Linked DNA regions of Homo sapiens: region 2 is linked to region 1. Evidence: chromatin loops called from intact Hi-C (ENCODE). Cell type or tissue: MCF 10A. All regions are shown on one strand. Each heading gives the region's core, and the rest is flanking DNA. Links, peaks and the distances in the headings are about the cores only.

Region 1 (11,325 bases), core at 2,842-7,841:
CTGCAGCCTGGACCTCCTGGGCTCAAGCAGTCTGCCCACTTCAGCCTCTTGAGTAGCTGGGACAACAGGTGTGCACCACCATGCCAGGCTAATTTTTTTTTTTTTTTGTAGACGTGAGGTTTCAGCATGTTACCCAGGCTGGTCTTGAACTCCTGGGCTCAAAAAATCCACCTGTCCCAGCCTCCCAGAGGGCTGGGATTGCAGGCGTGAGCCACTGCACCTGGCTGAATTCTTGTTCCTAGTGGCTTTGGGTCCTAAGAAACTTCTGTTTGTTTGTTTGTTTGCTTGTTTAGAGACAGGGTCTCATTCTGTGACCCAGGCTGGAGTGCAGTGGCTCAATCACAGCTCAATCTAACCTAGAACTCCTTGGCTCAAGTTATCCTCCTACCTTGGCCTCCCAAAGTGCTGGAATTATAGGCGTGAGCCACCACACCTGGCCCTTAGAAACTTCGTAAACTATTCATTTGGGTGAACCTAGAAACACCTTAGTAGATCCATTAATTCATTTATTCAACCAACATTTGCTGAGCCCCTGCTCTGCTTTGAGCTCTCCTCTAGGAAGTATGGCAATGCACGCAGGGGCAAGTCTGCATTCTCCCATGTGAGTGAGGGCTTCACCGTCTCAGGTTGAGGTGGAAATGCAAGGGGCTGCGGACAGGAAGAAGCAGATAAAGGAAGGGGACCTGCTTTGCTGGCTGCAGGTACACAGTCAGCAGCTCTGACATGGGAGCTCTCCGTCAAGACATCATCGCAGAAGAGATGATTCTTCCTGCGTCTGGGACAACAGCATATACAGTCTCTACCAGATGGCACGGACAGTTTATGGAGGTGGATGTGTAAAGAAAACATCCTCCTCACCACTCACACCCCTCCCCTCACAAGCCTCAAAGCAGCTCAGAGCGTTCTGCAAAGAGGAGGCTCTGGTAGTGCCGCAAGCCCTTGCCTCCTGTTTACATGGCAGCGACTGTCACTCTTTTCCCCAGAAGAAATTTTGCTGTACTCTTCGAAAAGCAAATTAGGAAAGCATTCCCGCTGGCAAATTGAATGTGTCTTCCTGCCATTGCCAGCAGTGCCAGGGAAAAAGAATTGGGGAAGAAAATCAGGGTTTTTCCCCACAACCTCACCTATGCTTGAGTGTTGGTATCCACCTAGAAAGAAGAGTGAGTTTAGTGCTCAGTAACAGTCATGTTTTACCCAGAGCTGGTGGGCAAAGGCCTAGATGTCTGGCCTGCTTTGTCTAATTCTAGAGCTGAGGCTAGAGGAAAAGGCCCTTTCTCTGCGTCTTAGTATCTTCCTCCAACCCAAGATGACAATAAAACACACTTACTTATTTACATAGTTTGGATCTGCCCAAATCTCATGTTGAATAGTAATCCCCAGTGTTGGAGGTGGGGCCTAATGGGAGGTGATTGGATCATGGGGGTGAATTTCTTCCTTGCTGTTCTCCTGATAGTGAGTTCCACCTCAAAAGGGAGCTACCTAGTAAAACTGTCTTGCTGCCTATCAGGGTCTTTGAACGCATTCAGTGTTGAGGAGCAGTGTGACCATGTCAAATTTTGTGGCAAGAAAGTCCCTCCCTGTGAAAGACCATCCACCTGGCCTGACAGCAAAGCTGCCATGAATTTTCAAAAGCCAGTCCAGCTGACAGCCGGGAGGAATGCATGAGTCTCTAGCAGCCCAGAAAGGTAATGGAAAACAGGTCTTTGAAAATGACACATTTTACATTAGAAAGGCATTGGTATATACTAATGTTTTAATTCTTCAACACGTGATGCCACAGTCTCTGGATGTCTTCTGGAAAGACCTCTGTCACTCATACGCATGGTCATGGCCAGAGGAAATTAACCAGAGGGTAATGAGCAATTCCTACTGCTACAAAGAGGGCACCACTCATTGCCTACCAGACCCTCATCCAAGTGCTTTCATTAATTCATCTCATCCTCCAGTCCACCCTATGACGTCAGTACTTTGTAATCATCCTCATTTTCCGGTAAGGTGACTGAGGCTCAAGGTTAATGTCAACCGGAGATACTTACACCTGGAACATGAAGGGAGAGAGAAACAGAAATAAATAGAGATCTGAAGATAACAGAAAAGCAAGGAAATACCAGTAACTAGTGTCATATTACCTCCCTGCCAACTGAAGGGAAGTCCATTCGGATGATTAAAACATCTTAGGTATTCAATAGCTTATTTCTAGATAAATTATTTTTTATTTTAAAATACAAATAGAAACATAAAATAGACTAAAAACATGGTAATTAGTAAAGGTTCTTGTAACTGCCTTTGGATGTGTGAATTTGGTGAGGCTACAGGCTCCAGTGTTTCAGTCAAACCCTACTCTAGGGGTTGCTGGGAAGGTATTTTGTAGATGTCAGTCAATTCCGTAGTCAGTTGACTTTATTTGTTAAGGGAGATTATCCGAGATAATCTGGGGCAGCCCGATTCTGTCAGTTGAAGGATCTTAAAAGCAGAAATGAGGCTTCTCTGAAGAAATTCTGCCAGTGCATAGCAACTCCAGCCCCTTCTGGAGACTGCCCTGCAAATTTCAGACTAGCCTATCCAGCCCCATGGTTACATATCCAATTCCCTGCAATAAGCCTCTTAATATCTGTCTTCTACTGGTTCTGCTTCTCTGGTTGAACCCTGATACAGTTGTTAAAATGTTATTGTAATTAATGTATAAGGATGAATTAGTAGTATATTGTGCTGGTATAAAAGCTAGTACATTTAAGTGGTTTTAAATTTTTCCCTGTGTTCCCATTTACCTATGAACTTACACTGTCTCAGAGGAAGGACTCAGAAAATCATCTTGGTAAGCCCAAGTAAACTCTAAATGTAAATTCCATCTGAACAAATTATGAATGAGTGGAGTCTTAATAAAGTTGCAGAATGTTAAATGAGAGAGGAGAGAGTGAAAGATGCACCTTCTCTTTGATTTAAAGCATGTATTCACACACACACACACACACACACACATTTTAGAAGAGACCTACATGATTCCCATGTTTTCATTTATTCTAACAGCATTCACTGAATGCCAATGACATCCTGAACACCTTTCAGCTTTATGACTATATTAATCCTTTCTTGCACTGCTATAAAGAAATAGCTGAGACTGGGTGATTTATAAAGAAAAGAGGTTTAATTGGCTCACAGTTCTGCAGACTCTAGGAAGCAGTGTCTTCTGCCTCTGGGGAAGCCTCAGAAAACTTACAATCATGGCGGAAGGCAAAGGGGGAGCAAGCATTTCGCATGGTGGGGCAGGAGGGAGAGAGAGGGAGGGGAGGTGCCACACACTTTTAAATGACCAGATCTCACCGGAACGCACTCACTCTCAGGAGAACAGCACCAAAGGGGAAATTCACACCCATAAGTCAATCACCTCCCATTAGGCCCAGCCTCCAACATTGGGGATTACAAGTAAACATGAGATTAGGGTGGGGACACAGATCCAAACCAAATCAATGACTCTGCGTGTCATTCAACACCTCCACATCTCAGGTTCCTTCTCTGTAAAATAGGGTTACAAATTGTGCCAGCCTTGTAGGACCACAGTGATTGTTAAGTTAGTTAAGGTTTCCAAAGTGCTTAGAATAGTCTCACATGTGGTATGCAACATCTATTTTGTGGGCTGGGGAAGCTGGCAAGGACTTCACAGAGGAGGAGATGCTAGAAAGACTTGGATTGGGGAGGGAGCACGAGGTACTATCCTGAATCATGGGCAAACCGGTTGAGCGAAGCTTGGAGGCAGGAAGGAAGAAAGCTTGTGATAGTAACCCTAATTAAACCAGCCTGCCTGCCGTGAATGGTTCTTACTAGAATCCCCAGGAGAGAAGGTGAGGGCCAGATTTTGAACAAAGCAAAGCCTGGATTCTACCTCTAAACCACATATTCAAGTTAATCTTAAAAATGACAGTTCATGTTTTTCAAAAGGATTTTATGGTTAAACAAGTTTGGAAAACAGGGTTAAATAAAGACTAACAGGTTTCTTTCAAGCAGGATTTCCCCCAATGACCTTAATCTGCTAACACACTGCCAGAGGGGACCCACAGGCAGCAGTTCCCAAAATAGAGGACAGAATCCTCTGGCTTCAGAGCATCTCCCAGGAAAACTGTTCCGAGGTGCACACTCCTGCAAATGAAGCTTGTATTATCTATATTTTCTGCATTCTTGATGCTCTGGCATCTGGGGCCTTGCTGACAGGGGACAGACTGCCTCTCTGGGGGCTTGACAATTCTTAGAGATAGCAAACAACTCACCTGGGAGCCCATCCTTCATATGGAAACTAACAATCCAGAGCCAACACCCACCACATCTTCCACCTGGCACACATACCCCGGAGACAATGTTCATCTGCGCTCATCATCCAAGAGCCAGGTACCGGACAACTAGGGACAGCCTCTCTAGCCCAGAACCCACTGAAATTATTCAGGCTTACCAATCCTAAGCCTGCCTAGCCTTGCCTTTCCTGTGGAAGCCACAATAAAACTTCCTGCCCACACTCTGCCCCACCTCTCTCCTGCCTCCCGACACACCCTGGTGCTTCCTCGTGGGGCCCAGCAGGACACTTGCCCCCTCCTCTTGGGAACTGTTAGTAACAAACTGTCTTTTCCATACCAATCATCTCCCAACCTGTTGGCCTTACCATAGCTCAGTAACAATAAAACTACAATTTAAAATACTGGTGTTGGCAAGAAAGGACTTTCAAAGACGTTTAAGCAAAAGAGTAACATCATTATGTTTTAGAAATATTCATCTCACACATCCTCTCTATACTACATTTTGAATTCTCAGAGCATTGTTAGAGCCCCAGGAAGCCCAATACCAAACTGAAATGTTAATGGAGAGACACAGAGGGGTCTGGGAAGCCTGAACCCCCACATATATGGGAGAAGTCCTGCTAAATGTGATGAGACTTTGGGAGTACAGCATGTCTGAAAGAGGGCTGTCCCGTTAACCCACCTTGGATACCCTGTAGCCAGCTGTAGTTTCTCCACTGTGTTTAGGTGATTCTAGAGGTCAGAGGTCATCAGAACTTGTGATTCACCTGCAGCTTTGCAAATGGAGGTACCCCAAGGACTTGCAAGACAAATCCTACCTCTGAGCACTTCATTGCCTCATTTTTCTTATCAGCAATCTAAGGAGGTTGAGGTTGACTCACTTTGTAAAATACCTTCTGGCTCTGAAATTCTGTGATTCCTATTTTCTCTACAGAGCTACTAATTCCAGCAAATTTTATAATCCTATAAAAATCACTCTAAGTCACAAATATCAGGATTGCTGTAAAACTTTTCTATGTCCTTTTGTTCTTTTCTATGTGATGCCAGTTCTCCAAAGGGCACTTCTCTTTTGTGAGTTACAATTACCCCTACTATTTATTGTGAGCCAATTAAAATAAATACTGTACTTTGGAAAAGGAAATGTACTTTTTTTCCTACACCCATGCCAACCTTCATTCCACACCTTGCCCCATCATTTAATCAACTGTGATTTTTATCTACAGTTGGAAAAGACATCAGGGAATTAATGACTCACCGCCCAACCAGAGCTCTTTTAGGTCAAGAGGGCACAGGCTGCGGCCCCCCCTCCTCCCCCATGCAAAAGAGCACTTGGCAGAACCCTGAATGGGAACTGCAGTGAAAAAAAATAAGGAAATGAATCACTGGGCTTGACCAAGACTTACTAGCTCTGTCTCCAAATGAAGAAACAATGACAAAACTGCTGGTTGTCTGATAAACAAATTAGAGCCAAGAGTGGGAGACAGAAAGATTTTAGCTGTTATCTTCTAAAGGGAGAAGTTTGCAACCTGCTGGAAGGTGCTTCTCTGGACTTCCATGAAAACCAGCTGTCTGTCATTTGATCTCTGTGTGGATCTCAGGTTTCTCATATATAAAATGTCAGTTTGGAGACAAATGGTATTTCAAATTAAATGTCTTCTTTAGTCATTAAATGTGGAGCTCGATACTGAATCCTTTGACCATGCTCTTTTTTCAATACAGAAGATAGATGCCCAGGTATTACCGGATTGTAACAAAGCTACCAAAGAAGTATGATCATTGCTTAAAGAAATATTTGTGCAAAGCGGGGAAAATAGCCTTACAGTCAGGAGCATTAATCCCACCTAAGCCAGCCAAAATTAGAATGCTTGACAGCACAATTTGAAGGAGAAGGAAATGAGCAAAGAAGATGACGACTGACATTTAGGTTGGCCAGTGGGTTATTAGTCATAATAAAGAAAGGCAAAAACAATAATAAAGTAGAAAAGATTTGCCCCATTAGTCAGCAGTGTAAAGAAGCAGGTGTAAATGATAGCACTGAACATTGGAAGATGTGGACCATGCCGGAGAAATTGTCCCTGCGGAAGCATTCAACTGTTGTAGTCAAACAATGTTGTAATTATTCTTACACTCTTGTAGGCCCATCACTATATATATTTATTCAATATTTATTTATTGAACATCTACTTATATATAACTACCTTAATCACTTTAGTACCTATGGAGACGAATAATTTCTGCATTTAAGAACTTTTCTGGCTAGGCATGGTGGCTCATGCCTGTAATCTCAGCACTTTGGGGGGCTAAGGTGGATCGCCTGAGGTCAGGAGTTCAAGACCAGCCTGGCCAACATGGAGAAACCCCGTCTCTACGAAAAATACAAAAATTAACTGGGCGTGGTGGCGGGCACCTGTAATCCCAGCTACTCGGGAGGCTAAGGCAGAAGAATTGCTTGAACATGGGAGGCAGAGGTTGCAGTGAGCCGAGGTCATGCCACTGCACTCCAGCCTGGGTGAAAGAGTGAGACTCTGTCTCAAAAGAAAAAAAAAAGAACTTTTCTGTTACGTAAGGGCAACAGCTAATGATAACCCACTATAAGTACTATTGCACTGATAAATAAAAAGAACAATGAGCAAAAATATTCTTACCAAAAATCTTATGCTCAAGGTGAGATTAAAGCTTGCTTCAAAGAACGGATAAGATTTTAACAGGCATGTTGAGAGGAAAACTATTCTAGGAAGATTAAACAGAAAGAGCAAAGGTATTCCTTAAAATGGTTTACAAAACCCTTCCAAAGTTGACCCCACCACTCACAGTGCCTCATTGTCTGTAATCCCAGCACTTTGGGAGGCTAAGGTGGGAGGACTGCTTGAGCCTGGGAGGTCGAGGCTACAGTGAGCCATAATCTCACCACTGTACTTCAGCCTGGGTGGCAGAACAAGAATCTGTCTCAGACACACAAAAAAAGCTGATCCCCACTTAAATTTCCTGCTTATAATTCTCCCCACTCACCAAACTTCCTGCATCCTCCTATTTGTCATGTTTTCTGAAACCTCAGGACCAGAAACAGTTTTTTCCTAAACTTCTATACCTAGAAAACTCCTGATTTCCACTAGAATAGAAAGTAATTATTTCAGGCTTTGAAGACTATGCGGTCTGACTCACAACTATTCAATTTTGCTGTTATGCTGTGAAAATAGCCATGAACAATATTTAAATGAATGAGCAGGCCGTGTTGCAATATAACTTTATTTACAAAAACAGGAAGAGGATTGGATTTGGCCCACAGGTCATAGTTTGCTAACCCCTGCTATGGTGCAACATCACTCTCTCCTGGAAGGGAATGATGTTTTTAGTCCCAAGAAATATATGGAATGCAACTGTCTCATGTACTATTGGTTGTTTAATTGAAATTCAAATTTAACTGAGCGTCCTGTGTTCTATCTGGCAATCCTAATAAATGTCCATCAGAACTTCCTGTCTTCATAACAGCAATGCCAAAAATCCTAAGCGCTCAATTTCTGGTAAAACGTGTGTCTCTCGCTTTTCTCCAGCGGACGTTTCCCCCATCCCTTCATCTTCAATTCCCATTCCCCCAGACTCTCTCCCCTCTACAAGTTTGTTAATTGTTTTTAGAGAATGAGAAAGTAATTTTCATTTCTTTAATGAGTGTTTAAAGAATTAAGGAACGTTTGTCATGGCAGATACAGAAAATAACAGTCTCAAGATTCTCTCATTCCCTGGGTTTTATACCGTTGTATTAATCTAAAAGCTACCCATTTCATCATCTCCTTTTAATTCTCCCTGATGATTCAGGAGCTGTACTGCCTGTGGTTGGATTTGCTGCGATAACTTATCTCCATAGGACAGGAATTTATGAACTGGTTGCATTTAGATTGGAGCTGTTTTCAAGAGTCTCCTGAGCTGACCTTTTAGAGTAAACCTCTAATCTCCAATGCAGAATTAAAGACTCTGCTTCTTATGAAAGAAATCACAGGCACCAGCTACTCTTGAAGAATGTTTTCTTGTTGTGGGAGGTGGGGAGTGGGGCAGGAGTTAGCAACTGAGTGGAGAGGAATCTTAGAACCCGCGGGCTCTGCCGGCCGCAGCTGTCTCGGCACCTTTTTTCTCAGTCACTGGGGTCACAGCTCTTTCCTCTGTGTCCTCCTCTTCTTCAGGTAACTCACCCTCTGCCCTCCTAGCTGTTCACACTAACATACACCATTTATATTCTAAGGGAGCATTAGTGTGTGTTTTTAATGATTAACTGCTCTAACACAGGTGCCTTCTGGCCGCTTCCACCCAAAACCTCCTTCAGCTGAGACCCTGCGAAGTCTTTCTGCCCCTCCTATGGTCGGGGTCATAGCAGTGACAATATGGCTCTGGTGTGGGAGGTGGCAGGGGAGACTTAGGGTCAACCCTGCTCTAAATCACTGTCATCTTCAACTGCAGAATATAACTAATACTGAAACCCACAGACCACAGAGAAGAAACACCCACACTTCCAACTCAGATTATAAAGCACAAACCCTTCTGTCTCATCTCCCACGTGCCTCCCGCCTCACCTATCCATAAGCTGCCCTTCATGCTGCTGGAAGAATATTCTTTCTGAAACATCAATGCTCACCTGTCTCTCCTGTGCCCAGGACCAGCCCTGGTATCTAGGGGCTGCAGGGCAGAATCCAGGCTTGCCTTCACAGTCTCCTCCTTTGGGCATCTCTACTATCCCAGCCTCGTTCTTCAGTGCAATCCACAGTCAGCTTCACACGGCTGTGCGATCCTCAAGCGTGAGTGTGTTTTCTGTGCCACTCACTCTTTCATCCATTCAGTCAACAGATATTAACTGAATATCTGACTTAAGCCAGGCGCAGTGAAACACACTGGGGATAAACTGGTGGAATGAACTTACAGTCCATTGACGGATGAAGAGAACTGAACAGGGTCAGACAGAGTGATGAGAGCCCAGGGAGCACATAGGAGGAACAATTCAGAGAGGGAAGGACGTTCTGGATTTTTCTTTGCCACATCAGGCAACTCTGTGTGTGTGTGTGTGTGTGTGTGTGTGTGTGTGTGTGTGTGTGTGTAACTCTATACTTGTAATGTGGAGTCATCCCAGCAAAGATGCCTGACTGAGGTCTCCCTATTTTTATTTGTGTCCTCTTGTGTTCCTTACTTTATCACTGCCATTTTGCCTATTACCATTAAATTGTTTTACAAAGAACAATACACCTATTCTCCAGATTAACCCCCAAAACAAATTTAAATACATTGCACCTAGCCAGCTGCAAAATCCCTATTTCTACTTGGGTCTGGGAATTATAGTATCCACCAATAACAGTACAAACAGATCGCTGACATTTGTACTACAGATGGTAATTTGACACATTTATTGCTCTCAGACCAAAGATATTCCTGGAGGAATTAATTTTAATTTCTTTCTAGCTATTTTTTTATTACCAATAGACAATTACTTAGATAGCATCTTGAGTAAACGCACCCCTTGTATCCTAAGCATCCTTTTTAGCCAACTCAATGGATGAGCAAACACATTGCCTCCTCTGATAAGTGTGTTGCCTTTAGATCCCAGCATCACGATCCATCTCTCAGACCTGCAGGAAATGAGATGCTATCACGTCAAGTATTTGCTTTATTTGTCTGGGGAAAATTAGCTCTTCAATTTCAAGCTTAAGGGTCCTGGGCAGAGTCGTGTTCTAGAAAGATATGTTGCACTGTGTTGCATTGAACCTGAATCCGTAATCTCAGAGGAAGGTGGGGCCAGCAGAGTCTCCAGAACTCAGCTCAGGCAACAGCTCCACGGTAGCAGGACAGCAGGTGTCACCTCTGACATCTCGCGAGCCTCCGCTCCATGGGACTTTCATCGATGAATTGACCAATAACATTTTTTCCAGTAAAATAAAATCATTTTAATGAAATAACAAAATAAAATTGGGGAAGGTTTTTGAGATTATTTTCTTTAACCAGTATTCCAATACTTTCATATACTGTATAATTTTAATGTTCTCTTAATTGTCTTTTTTTAGTAGTATTATTATTTTAGTTTTTTTGTTTTGTTTTGTTTTGTTTGAGATGGAACCTCACTCTGTCGCCCAGGCTAGAGTGCAGTGGCATGATCTCGGCTCACTGCAACCTCCGCCTCGCGGGTTCAAGCGATTCTCCTGCCTTAGCCTCCCAAGTAGCTGGGATTACAGGTGCATGCCACCACACCCAGCTAATTTTTGTATTTTTAGTAGAAACGGGGTTTCACCATGTTGGCCAGGCTGGTCTCGAACTCCTGACCTCAGGTGTTCCACCCACCTCAGGCTCCTGAAGTGCTGGGATTACAGGCATAAACCACTGTGCCCAGCCCAAAGCCACCACGCCTGGCCCTGTTATCTTAATTTTCAAAAATAAAACACTCCCAGAGACTTAAGGATATTTAAAAAGTTTTGAAGATAAATTCTAACTGCGGCTACATCCGGAGGGAGAGATTATGGGATTAGTTCTACTTTTTTATTTTCTATATTTTGTATGTTTGAATTTCTTTCAGAGATAATATACTTTCTCATAGTACACATACATTTTTTGCAACCAGAAAAAGTAATTTTCGCAGGTTGCAAACTTCCAATTCCTGTTCTATGTAAAGCAAGCTCTCAGTGAATGTGCATCACATATATTTTTGCCTACACCGTGATGCCATGCGCTGATAAATGCTTCATAAATATTAGTCGAATCAAATACTCAAGAAGGAAGCAGCATGTGCCTGTCACCAGGAGCATCGTGTGTAGGGTAGGTCTGGCCGTCATTGTCTGATCATCATTGCATAGCTGAACGCAGCTAAAACAAATGAAAGTGAAGAGAGGAGAAACTACAGTATTGGAGTCTCCGAGGGCTGTGCCGAGCCTCCGCCCCTCACATCCCACAGCCCAGCACTAACTAGGTCACACTGGAAGGCTGTGCCTGAGAGTGCCTTCTGGTGTTTGTTTCTTTCTTTTGTTTTATCTTATTTTTTTTTAGACAGGCTCTTGCTTTGCTGCCCAGGCTGGAG
Region 2 (11,325 bases), core at 3,748-8,747, 49 kb after region 1:
CTGGTCTACAGTATTGTATTATATACTTCTCTCAAACTGACAGGTCAGGTAGACTCTCTCTATATATTTGTCTGTGTGTGTGTGTGTATACATCTATATATGTTCGAATATGTGTGTGTGTGTGTGTGTGTATATATATATATGAAGCTGGACTTAGTGTACAGAGATAACTTTCACCCTGCCCAAAATATCATTATAATATGTAGATGTATATAAACATCTATACACACGCGCACATAAATATATATTCAAATATGTATGAAGCCGGACTTGGTATACAAAGATAACTTTCTATTCTACAAAATATATGTATTCTCTCCTATTTAAAACCTTTATGATTATATTTAAGCTTGATAGCATGTTTTAACTTAACATTTATTGTAAGTCAAACACAACTTTATACTGATCAGCATAAATTGGCTAAAAGTTTTTTATTTCTTGAACATTACCAAATTCGATCTTTTTAAAAAGTAAGATAAAATGCCGATCTGAACTTTTAAAGGAGGAAACCTGATGAGATACAGGTTCCCATTTCTCAAGACCTGGCATTGTGGAATCTGTCAGAAGTTACGAACTGGTGCAGGGATGATGGAATCTACCAGGAGTTAGCCAAGTTCTCATAGAAGCAGAGGGAAAGGGGGAAATTCAAAGGGTGTACGCTTAGCCGGGCAGGGTGGCGGGCGCCTGTAATCCCAGCTACTTTGGAGGCTGAGGCAGGATAATTGCTTGAACCCGAGAGGCGGAGGTTGCAGTGAGTCAAGACCGTGCCATTGCACTCCAGCCTGGGCAAAAAGAGTGAAACTCCGTTTCAAAAAAAAAAAAAGGGTGTGAGCCCTGGTCACACACGGATGCTGTGGGACAGGGACAGTCATTTAACTTAGAGACCATCCTACTTCTTAAACACTATCTGTTATCTGTTCTCTCCAGAATCGGGCTGACAGGGACTACAACAGCTGTTCCCTGGATAAGGTGCCATTAACCTTTACATTCAGCTAAACACTTCCAAAGAGCACTGATGCCCAGACGTACATGCACTCAGGGAGCAGTGGGGGTTGGAGAATGAAGGCGTGGATTGCTATAGACATCTTATTGCTGTGGCCTGAATGTCTGAATGTTTAGTTCTTCCCATACTGAAATCCTAACCCCTCAAGGTGATGGTATTACGAGGTGGGCCTTTGGGAGGTAATTAGGTCATGGGGGTGAAGCCTTTGTGAATGGGCTTAGTGCCCTTATTATAACAGAGCCCACGGAGAGCTCCTTGCTAGCACCACATGAGGTTATAATCAGAAGGCACCGTCTATGAAACAGGAAGCAGGCCCTCACCAGGCGCCAGATCTGCCTTGATCTTGGACTTCCCAGCTTCCAGCAATGTGAAAAAAAGTTTTTGTTGTTGTAAGCCTTCCAGTTCATGGTACTTTGTTACAGCAGCCTAGTAAACTAATAGACGTGGTGAAATCAATTCACCTCCAAGCTGACCTGGCTTGGTGCTTCCTAATCATGAATGGGATCTCTGGTTTTCTCCAGTCAAATTTGAGGCTATTCTCACTCAGAAGCATTTCATCACGTATCTTCCAGGCTATAACTTAATTGATAGGTATAGATGTATTTCCACTAACAAAACTGCTAACTTTGGGGAAGGAAAATGCTAGAGTCACCTTAAGCCTCATGCTTTTATCAGACAGACACATTAATCTGGGTCTGTGTACAAAAATTGCTTCCCACACACTCTCTGGAGTCTCAGAGGACCAGGGAAGGAATCTGGCAGGAGACAAGCAAAAGGCGATACACAGTCCACAAAGTGGCACAGGGGTTCTTCCGGCCCTGAGGCCTGTTGACATCACATTCATCATCCCTACATGCCAGGGCTCTGGCGGGCTATGGAGAATCCTCTGCGAGAGGGAGGATGTTTGCACGAATAACTTTCCTTTTGAACTCTTTCGACATTAGGACCTTATGCCAGGCTGCCTCATTTACCAAACACTTAAAAGATCAGGACTGAAGCCGTAGAAGGGGCTTCACTGGGAAGATGTGTCAGCCACACCGTGCAGCTATGTTGCAGTGTAGTTGCATGAGCTGTCCCAGATACCAAGTATGGAAGTTAAAAAAATTAATAAATAAAAATAAATGAACAAATCAAAAGGAGTAGGTGTGGTGGGGAGGGAGGAAGAGCAAGCACATGGATCATGCACTTTGGGAAGAGAAAATAAAAGAGGAATGAGTTTTCTTTTATCAAGGAAATCTAAATGACATGTTCAAGACCGTAGCAACCAATCTAAGTGTTTCCATTCTCCAAACACACAGATGGACCCTGGAGTGAGAGGGTGGAGACAGCAGTAAATGTGTTTTTCTGTCTCGTTGGAAATGTTTTTCCCGTTGATCTAGCAACACTGTTACATCGGTACAAATGCCCACAACCTTAGGAGAGTTAGGTTCAGGCCCAAAGTCCATTTTCTTGGTTAATCATTATCCAGGACTGTTTAAACCAGGCCATTAAGCTATAACGTAACATGCAGCCACCTATATGCTTGGATATCTGTGTAGTCTGAAGTGCCCTTTCCTTTGCATTTCCTTAAGTATCGAATTAATTTGCCTTTAGAGAATGAATTGATATTTTTAAGCCTATTTGATTGTTGGGTTTTTTACTTAAAAACAGTCTTTATTAAAATAGTTTTATTAAAAAACATAGTGGCAAAATTTCAAATTATTTCAAAACGTTTCATGCTCTACTTCTCTGTTCCCAGCTCTGCTCTAGTCACCTCAAAGAGATTCAGTTTGACTTCACATTTTTTGTAGGCAGATGTATCCACCAGCTGACACTGAATAAAAGAGCCCTTTCAGTTACTGTCCCTCTGGGCCCAATGGTAAAGTCACCAGTCCCATGAACTGGTCACCTCCCTAGTGAAGCGGCTACGTTGTCTGGGGTCTATACCCCGAGGTTCGTCATTGCACGACAGGAAAATGTAGGACATGGACACACACAAGGAGTTTAGGAGCAAATGTTTAATAGGCAGAAGAGAAAGAAAAACAGATCTCTCCATAGACAAGGGGGTCTCCCAGTGGAAAGGACCAGTCAGGTTTGAGGAAGCCGTGTCTGATTTACATAGGGTTCACAGATTGGTTTGATCAGGTATGACGTTTAGATAGTGTGTGGGGAAGGCTGGTCGCGCCACGATAATTTTATTATGCAAATGGGCTTTCCAGTTGATGGGTGCCATCTTATCTGGTCTTTACTGCACATGTGACTGACAAAGGGAAGGGAGGATGGCGCCGCCATCTTGAACATGTCTACTCCCTAGTTCCTGCAGGCATTCACTTGCCTGTCCCTCTGGGCCAAATGGTAAAGTCAGCAGTCCCATGAACTGGTCACCTCCCTAGTGAAGTGGCTACGTTGTCTGGGGTCTATACCCTGAGCTCGACTTCATAGGCTGCTCTTTATTAAAAAATGATCTGGGCTGCTTTTCATGAAAAAGAAAACAAAGCCTTACTGAAGACTCCCATACCTTCGTTATCTGCCTAAGTGATTTCTTTTTAACTCTTGTATCATTAGCAAGGAAAATGTCAGCAAAGAGGAAACAGGAATACGCAGCAGAGTGACAATTTGCACTAAGATGAGAGCAAAGTTTAACCAAATGGAAAAGCCAAATCATTGGTTACAACTTTACTTTACAGTGGAGATTACAAGTTCTTTTCATTTATCCAATTAACCAAGTGCCAAGAGGGTGTTAATAAAATTACGTTGAATTATTCTGAAGGGTACAGAGTTGTACTCTCTGGTACAACTTTCCCTAGATGCCTAGGTTTACAACCAATTTAGACTAAAACTAATTTTTTTTTTACTTGCACTTTACTTAATTCAGCACCTAAATAGGATGTACATTTGCTACTTAAGAAATACCAGAGGTCAGACGCGGTGGCTCACACCTGTAATCCCAGCACTTTGGGAGGCCAAGGTGGGCAGATCACTTGAGGTCAGGAGTTTGAGACCAGCCTGACCAACATGGCGGAACCCCATCTCTACTAAAAATACGAAAAAAAATTAGCCAGGCGCGGTGGCGGGCGCCTGTAGTCCCAGCTACTCGGGAGGCTGAGGCAGGAGAATGGCATGAACCTGGGAGGCGAAGCTTGCAGTGAGCGGAGATCACACCACTGCACTCCAGCCTGGGCGACAGAGCGAGACTCCGTCTCAAAAAAAAAAAAAAAAAAAAAAAAAAAAGCAAAAAGCCAATCACTTAAAACTTTTTTTTTTTTTTTTATCATCGCCTCTGACCCCTGGAGAATTCCACTGTAAATTAATATCTCCTTTTTACTTTTTCTGTTTTCAAGCAGAAAAAAAAGAAAATATAAAACCAACTTATTATTTTTATTAGTTTGATATACAAACCCTGAATATGTACAATTATAGATTATTTATAAATGTTTAAAGGAGAATAAAAATTACCCTCATAGCCCAAGCATAACAATGTTTTTATTTTCCATGTTTTCCCATCTTCTTGTCCATGGTTAGTTTCAAGAGTCATATAAATGCAAGTTTATATTCTGCTTTTTTTCATTTGAAATCATAACAAATATTTTCACAAATATCCACAGATATAATTTCTACTTCTTGTATAATGGTGACTTATTTCTCTACTAGATATTTTGTTTACTCCTGAGGTTTTGGTATTGCACATAGGGCTGTAATTATTATATCTTTATGCTTACAGAACAGAAATATTTTGTTGCGTTTGCTGTTGTTTTTTCGAGATGGAGTCTTGTCTTGCTGTCACCCAGGCTGGAGTGCAGTGGCATGATCTTGGCTCAGTGCAACCTCTGCCTCCCAGGTTCAAGCAATTCTCCTGCCTCAGCCTCCCTAATAGCTGGAATTACAGGCACGTGCCACCACACCGAGCTAATTTTTGTAATTTTAGTAGAGATGGGGTTTCACTATGCTGGCCAGGCTAGCCTTGATCTCCTGCCTCAGCCTCCCACCAAAGTGCTGGAATTACAGGCATGAGCCACCTTGCCTGGCCAGAACAGAAATGTTTAACCAGAGATTAACCTTGTCACAAAGCTGTCACTCCAGTAATTGTGTGTTTATGTGTGTGTGTGTGATGTTACTCTGAAAAAATTTTAATATCCCTTCTATCCTTAAATTCCATGATTCCCTCCATCATCAGAAAAACCTCAAGTGATCTCACTTAGATACCAATCAGACAACTGATGTTCAAACCAGTGATATTTACAATAGAATTGTTCAAAATCAGGGATAGCAAGGATTCCAGGATCATGAAGACAAAATCAGAGCACAAGCTACTCTCGCTATCAGAAAAGACAAAAACAAACAAACAAAAAAGGACACCTCTACTAGGCATTTCAGACACAACATCCTAGATGATGAACTAAGTTGATGTCTAAGCTTCATAGGCCCACTATGGACCTGCACTATCTCTGGGCAAAATAGGACATTTTGAAAAGGCCGTCTTGATTGTTTATCTCCAGTGAATCAGGAAGAAGGAAGGAAGAGAGAAGCCTCAGTATCAGATAGAACTTAGGGTACTAAAGCTTCGAGGTGGATGAGTACATATACAAAAGTTCCTCTGGACATGATTAGACACTCTGAGATTCTGCTTTTCTGTGTGACCCAAACAGCACTGGGTTTGAATCTACCAGGAGACAAAAACCAGGCTGTGTTTGTTCTGCTGAGCAACTGTCTTATTCTAGGGAAGCTATAAATAATAAAAGATATAATTTGTAGAATCCCATTATGTTATCATGTCACTTCAATTCATTTAATCCTCACAATTACCCTAACAAGGAGTTTGTTAACCTGTTTTTGTGACATCCATCTACACTCATCATGTTGAGAATGAATTAAATTCATCTTCTCTGATAAACCTGCAGCCTATCTGGATTAGGGGGAAAAAGGAAAGCAAACTCAGGCTCATCCATACTGTGACTTGCAGGGAACTGTGAGTAATCCACCAAAGAAACAAAGCCAGATAGAGTAGTACATTTTCTAGATAAACACAGGTGTCACCTGACCAGATTGGTGATTTACAAAGATGAGGCTGGATGCAGCATAGGGAATAAACTAGAGAGGAGGAGGAACTGTTAAGAGACTGCTGTCTCCTCTGTTCTCTCCATTCACATCTAGTTTCTTATTGCACAATGACCCCGGGCCATTTGTATTACCCACCTGAATTTCATAGTTAACACATCTGGAAACAAGCTTGTCATTATCCTCAGGGAATCGTTTGTCCCTTGGACTTCCTAATCTGCGTCAGTGGCCACATATATCATGCTCTTAGTCACAAAGGCTCAAAACCTCAGAATCGCTCTTGGCTCTCAGCTCCTCCTTGCTTCATCCTCTTTCAGCCTCTCGTCAAAGCCTGGCTGTCTGTTCTTTCATAATAAGGTTCTTTATTTCAACTCCTACTGTTACCAAAACTTCTCTAAGTTTTAAACAAATTTGAAGGGGTGGCTGCTTCTATATAATGACTCTGGAAGTCAGAAAGAGGCAATTATTGCAGAGAACTCCAAAATAGACCCAGAGCTCACAACCCAGCCTTCTCCTTTGCACAGCCTCCTCCTTTGCTCATCTGAGTCTGCATTTTGCCTGATATGTATTTTAACTGGCTCCATAAGAAGACAAGGGGAGAAGAGGGAAGGAAAATGAGGGGGAAAAATGAGACAAACTCCCTTGTAAATTGACTGGGACCAAATTGATCCTGGAACGTTCTGTCTGAAGCAGGATAGTTTGTCTCCATCAGTGCTTTTGCGCAACATAAATTGAGTGTCTTTTTTAAGCAATTTTTTTTTGAGTGTTTACAATGTGTTTGGCATTGTTCTAAATTTGCTATATATTAGCTCATTAATCCTCAAAAAGCCCCTATAAGGAAGGCACTGTTACTATTCTTATTTCACAGATGAGGAAACCAAGGAGCAAGAAGCTTAAAAAGTCACCTGTGATCACACAGCTGATAAAAATAAAACTAGAATTTGAGCCAAAAACCTGCGTTTCAAGTCCTGAGCCCAGCACCCAAGTATCATTCTATTATTGCGCTAGTTCCTGAAATTTACATGACTCTCCTGCAGCCTCCTCTCTTCCTTGTTAAATCAAGTTTAGCCTAAAGCTGCCTCCGTACATATTTTAAGTTTGGCCTAAAGGTTTTTCTGTACATTGCAAACTATAACAAGTGGAGTTGTAAACAGACAGACTGTAGCCTACTCTTGTGCCAGTCACTGAGTTTTGGCCAATCAAATGTGGTCAACTGTTCAAACCATCTTCAAATAAGGCAAACACCAAGCTGTAACCAATCCCACTGTTTCTGTTCCTCACTTCCATTTTGTGTATGTCACTTTCCTTTTTCTGTCCATAAGTCTTCTGCCACGTGGTTGTGCTGGAGTCCCTGAGCCTACTTCTGGCTCAGGAGGCTGCCTGATTCACCAATTGTTCTTTGCTCAATTAAACTCTGTTAAATTTAATTTGGCTGAAGCTTTTCTTTTCTTTTCTTTTTTGAGACAGAGTTTCAACTCTTGTTGCCCAGGCTGGAGTGCAATGTCACGATCTCAGCTCACCGCAACCTCCGCCTCCAAGGTTCAAGCAATTCTCCTGCCTCAGCCTCCCGAGTAGCTGGGATTACAGGCATGTGCCATGACGCTCAGCTAATTTTTTGTATTTTTAGTAGAGACGGGGTTTCTCCATGTTGGTCAGGCTGGTCTTGAACTCCCGACCTCAAGTGATCCACCCGTCTTGGCCTCCCAAAATGCTGGGATTACAGGCGTGAGCCACCGCACCTGGCTGAAGCTTTTCTTTTAACATCCTCCATCTCCCCTACTTCTGGGCTACCTTGTTCACCTGCCTCCACATCCAGACGTCATTCAGAAGTGATGACTCACTCTCTCTTTGATCATCTGAACTCCTGTAGCAATTTATCTCTTAGAGTACTTCTTACTTTCAGTCTGGTATAACCTACTCCTATCCTCCAGCCCTGGAGGTACCTCCAGGTGTTTCTAGGTGTTCTCAAAAAAGGAACCACTTGTACTTACAATGGAGCCTACTGTCAGCAGCTCCCTCAGGCAAGGCACCCCCTCCCCACCTAAAGCAGGACTCTTCTTGGCTCAGGGTTCCTTGCTCTGTCCCCAGGCGGCTGCATCAAAGTGGCCAGAAGAAGCACTTCCCCTTTGATCCATTCATCCAGGGGCTAACCCTGTACCACTTGCTACTCTGGCCCTGGGGATACATTTGTGATCACAACCAGAAGAAAATTCCTACCTGAAGAGCTTTCATTTAGTAAAGAGTCAGGTAATAAATATAAGAATAAAGAAAATACGTAGTATGTTAAAAGACGTAAGTGCTATGAAGAGTAGTAAACCAGGGTAAGAGGATGGAAATGCCTTTGGGGGTAGGAGGAGTTGCAATTTTAAGTCAGTGGTCAGGGTGGACCTCTCTGAGATATTTAAGCAGGAGTGGCAGGAAGTGAGAGAGCTGGCCAAGTGGATATGCTCCAGGGAAAGGGAAGAGCTGATGCCAAGCCCTGCAAGGGAGCCCCTGGGTGTGGTGGAGGCCGGGGACATAGGGACAGTGGAGAACAGTATGGCCATGTGCACCCTGGAAGAACTGCTGCTCCAAGTTAACTAGGTAGTCATTGTAGGGTTTCAAGGACAGGAGTAACAGGACCTAAGTTTTAAAAGGAATCCCAGCACTTTGGGAGGCTGAGGAGGGTGGATCAGTTGAGGTCAGGAGTTCGAGACCAGCCCGGCCAACATGGTAAAACCCTGTTTCTACTTAAAATACAAAAAGTAGCTAGGTGTGGTGGCGGGTGCCTGTAATCCCATCTACTCGGGAGACTGAGGCAGAATTGCTTCAACCTGGGAGGCGGAGGTTGCAGTGAGCCCAGATCGCGCCACTGCACTCCAGCCTGGGTGACAGAGTGAGACACTGTCTCCAAAATAAATAATAAATAAATTAAATAAATAGGATGACTTTCCAGGCAGGAGTGCAATACCACTTGCACTGTGTGCTCAAGAATGTGAAATAAGACCCATCAACTGGTTGCAGGTTTTTCTCCAGCCATGGCCAGCTGTAAATGTGTAGGTAGAAGTAAGTGGAGGTTTGGATTTGCTAAGATGGAACAAAGAAGGGAGAGCAGTAAGGAGTCTGAGGGTGTAAGATCCTGCAGAGCACTCAGAGAATATTTTTTGGACCCCAGTGTGGGCTGTTAGGGCAACAATTCTTCCCACTTCTATTTTGATTCCTTTTTCCCCCTAGATCCAGACAAGTACTTTGACCCAGAGATGAAGTCTATCAAATTTCCAAGTGGTACTCAGAATCTCAATCTTCCTCTAATGATTACATTTTGTTGCAGATAAATATGTTCACTTTGCTGCACATGTTTAATTTTCCCTACAAGACTGCAAGTTTTGAAGGGAAGAAGCGCTAATTCTTATTCATCTGTTTCCTCTCAGCAGAGGGTCTCTCTGCACTGGAATCACTTGGCAGCTTTTACAAATCATGATGTCTGGGTCCACCCCTAGAGAATTGGCCTTGAGTGCAGCCTGGGGTACTGGGCTCTTAAGAAACCTCAGATAATTCTGATGGGCACCAAGGATGGAAGCCTCGAGACTATATTATAAAGCAATGTCTCACATATAGAAGGTACTTAATAAATAATTGTTGGGAAATATTAATGAATGGGCCTGGGAAACAGCTTCTCAGCTAGCCTCCTGAACTCAGGTATATTTTTCTCCAGTAAGTCATCTTAGACGCTCCCTTCTGCAAAACGAAGCTTCCTGGAATTCACATTAAAACTTCTGCCTCAAAAACATCCTGCATTTCTTTATCATCTGCAATAGTGGCTCCCACACTTTGGTCCACAGGCTGGACCATCTCAAGAACTTTAAAATATGGCAGGTTCTAGGGCTTCAAACCTCATGGAGTTTCTGATGTAGTCACTGAGAAGCCCAGAAGTCTGCATTCCTATCGGGCTCCCTTCAGGATCCTCATATATACTACGAGGGTGAGAATGCTCGATCTACAAGATAAAACCCAATCTCCTTCCCCGGTTGTCAGATTTCTCCACCATACATTCCTATCCGATTTACAATCCTTTATTTTTGTATAATTCCAACCCAAATCTTCTGCCACAGGAAAGGAAATTAACCCAATGTTCATTATGGTGCCTTTACTTCCTAATTTTGTTCATGTTGTGCCTTCACCTCAGCTGACTCTTCATCCCTCTATGCCTGTCTCAAACTCATTCATTTTCCTGGACCTGATTCAAATCCTACTACTTCCTCCACAAGGCCATCCAGTTCATTACAGCCCAGTGATGTAACCCATCTTTGCCTAACCAAAGCATCACTTACTGGCGTAATTACTGCCTTTGGTTTAACTTGTTATGAAATAATGTGTTGTGTGTCTAATGAAGCTATTAGCTTCTGTAAGATGAGGGTAATTCTTCCATACCCCTTTGTATCCTAACTATAGTAAGACAGTGAATGGATGAAGGAGTCTATAGCATGTACAAAAATTTCCTTAGCATTTCCTCAAGTCTTTTTTTAATTGTCACAATTGAATTATCATAAAATGACTTCAACTATCTTTTAGGAAAGGCATAGCTATCATAAAATGAAGCTGTGAAGGTAAGTTGTGTTTTGTTTGTTGTGTTTTTAATGTCTACCCTGTGATAATCACTATGTATGAGGTACCACAGATAAGCTAACACACCTTAGCTATTGCAATAAAAACTTTTTTGTAAACAGTAAATGTGAATTGGGTCACATATGCTTTCTGGAGCTTTTATTTTATATTCTCCTTGAGCAGTATTAGTCATTTTACATATTGTATTTCCACTAATTACACTTTCTGGTTCCTGTAATCCAAAGAATGCTGCTAATATTTTTCATTTCTGATTCTATGAAAATTTTAAAAGAATTTTAAGGTTTTTATTGACCTAATAACTCCGCAGTGTTCCACTGTAATAATACATACACCCTTGTTTAGGGGCTTAGCAGGATTTATAAAAGTCTAACTTTTTAGCTGTGATAGAATAAAAAACACCCAATTTAAAGGCTTTTAGTGTCATAATGGGAAAAACACACTACACATCACTATTTACCCAGGGGCTACTAGGGGACCAAATCTCTATTTTATAGGAAGATTTCTGGAGGAAGTTTTTATTGTATTAAAGGCTACTGTGCACAGAATGCTGTACAGATTTCTATTCTAGTTTTACACAAAGGTGATACTCGCAATCTATTACACATTATTACCTATGTCGATGAAAAGAGTCAAACTCTGTAAAATGCCTGAAGAGATTTATTCTGAGGCAAATGTAAGTGGCC

Evidence for each region. A loop is a pair of places that touch in the nucleus more often than their neighbours do. Peaks named below come from ENCODE experiments on the same cell type or tissue, not always from the same donor. Only the 100,000 strongest peaks of a DNase experiment are listed, where the experiment ranks them.
Region 2: it touches region 1 in a loop (3-fold over the local background); 15 of 110 quality-filtered maps call a loop at or near these places.

What each region holds. Positions count from the first base shown.
Region 1 is chr18:70,416,550-70,427,874 of GRCh38, reverse strand. No RefSeq gene overlaps it. Among named protein-coding and RNA genes, the nearest start is that of LINC01910, 38 kb to the right of the region's middle. In MCF 10A, for the core only: no CTCF peak of the experiment used is centred there; DNase peaks (open chromatin) are centred at 5,604 and 7,554.
Region 2 is chr18:70,368,086-70,379,410 of GRCh38, reverse strand. No RefSeq gene overlaps it. Among named protein-coding and RNA genes, the nearest start is that of LINC01910, 11 kb to the left of the region's middle. In MCF 10A, for the core only: no CTCF peak of the experiment used is centred there; a DNase peak (open chromatin) is centred at 6,230.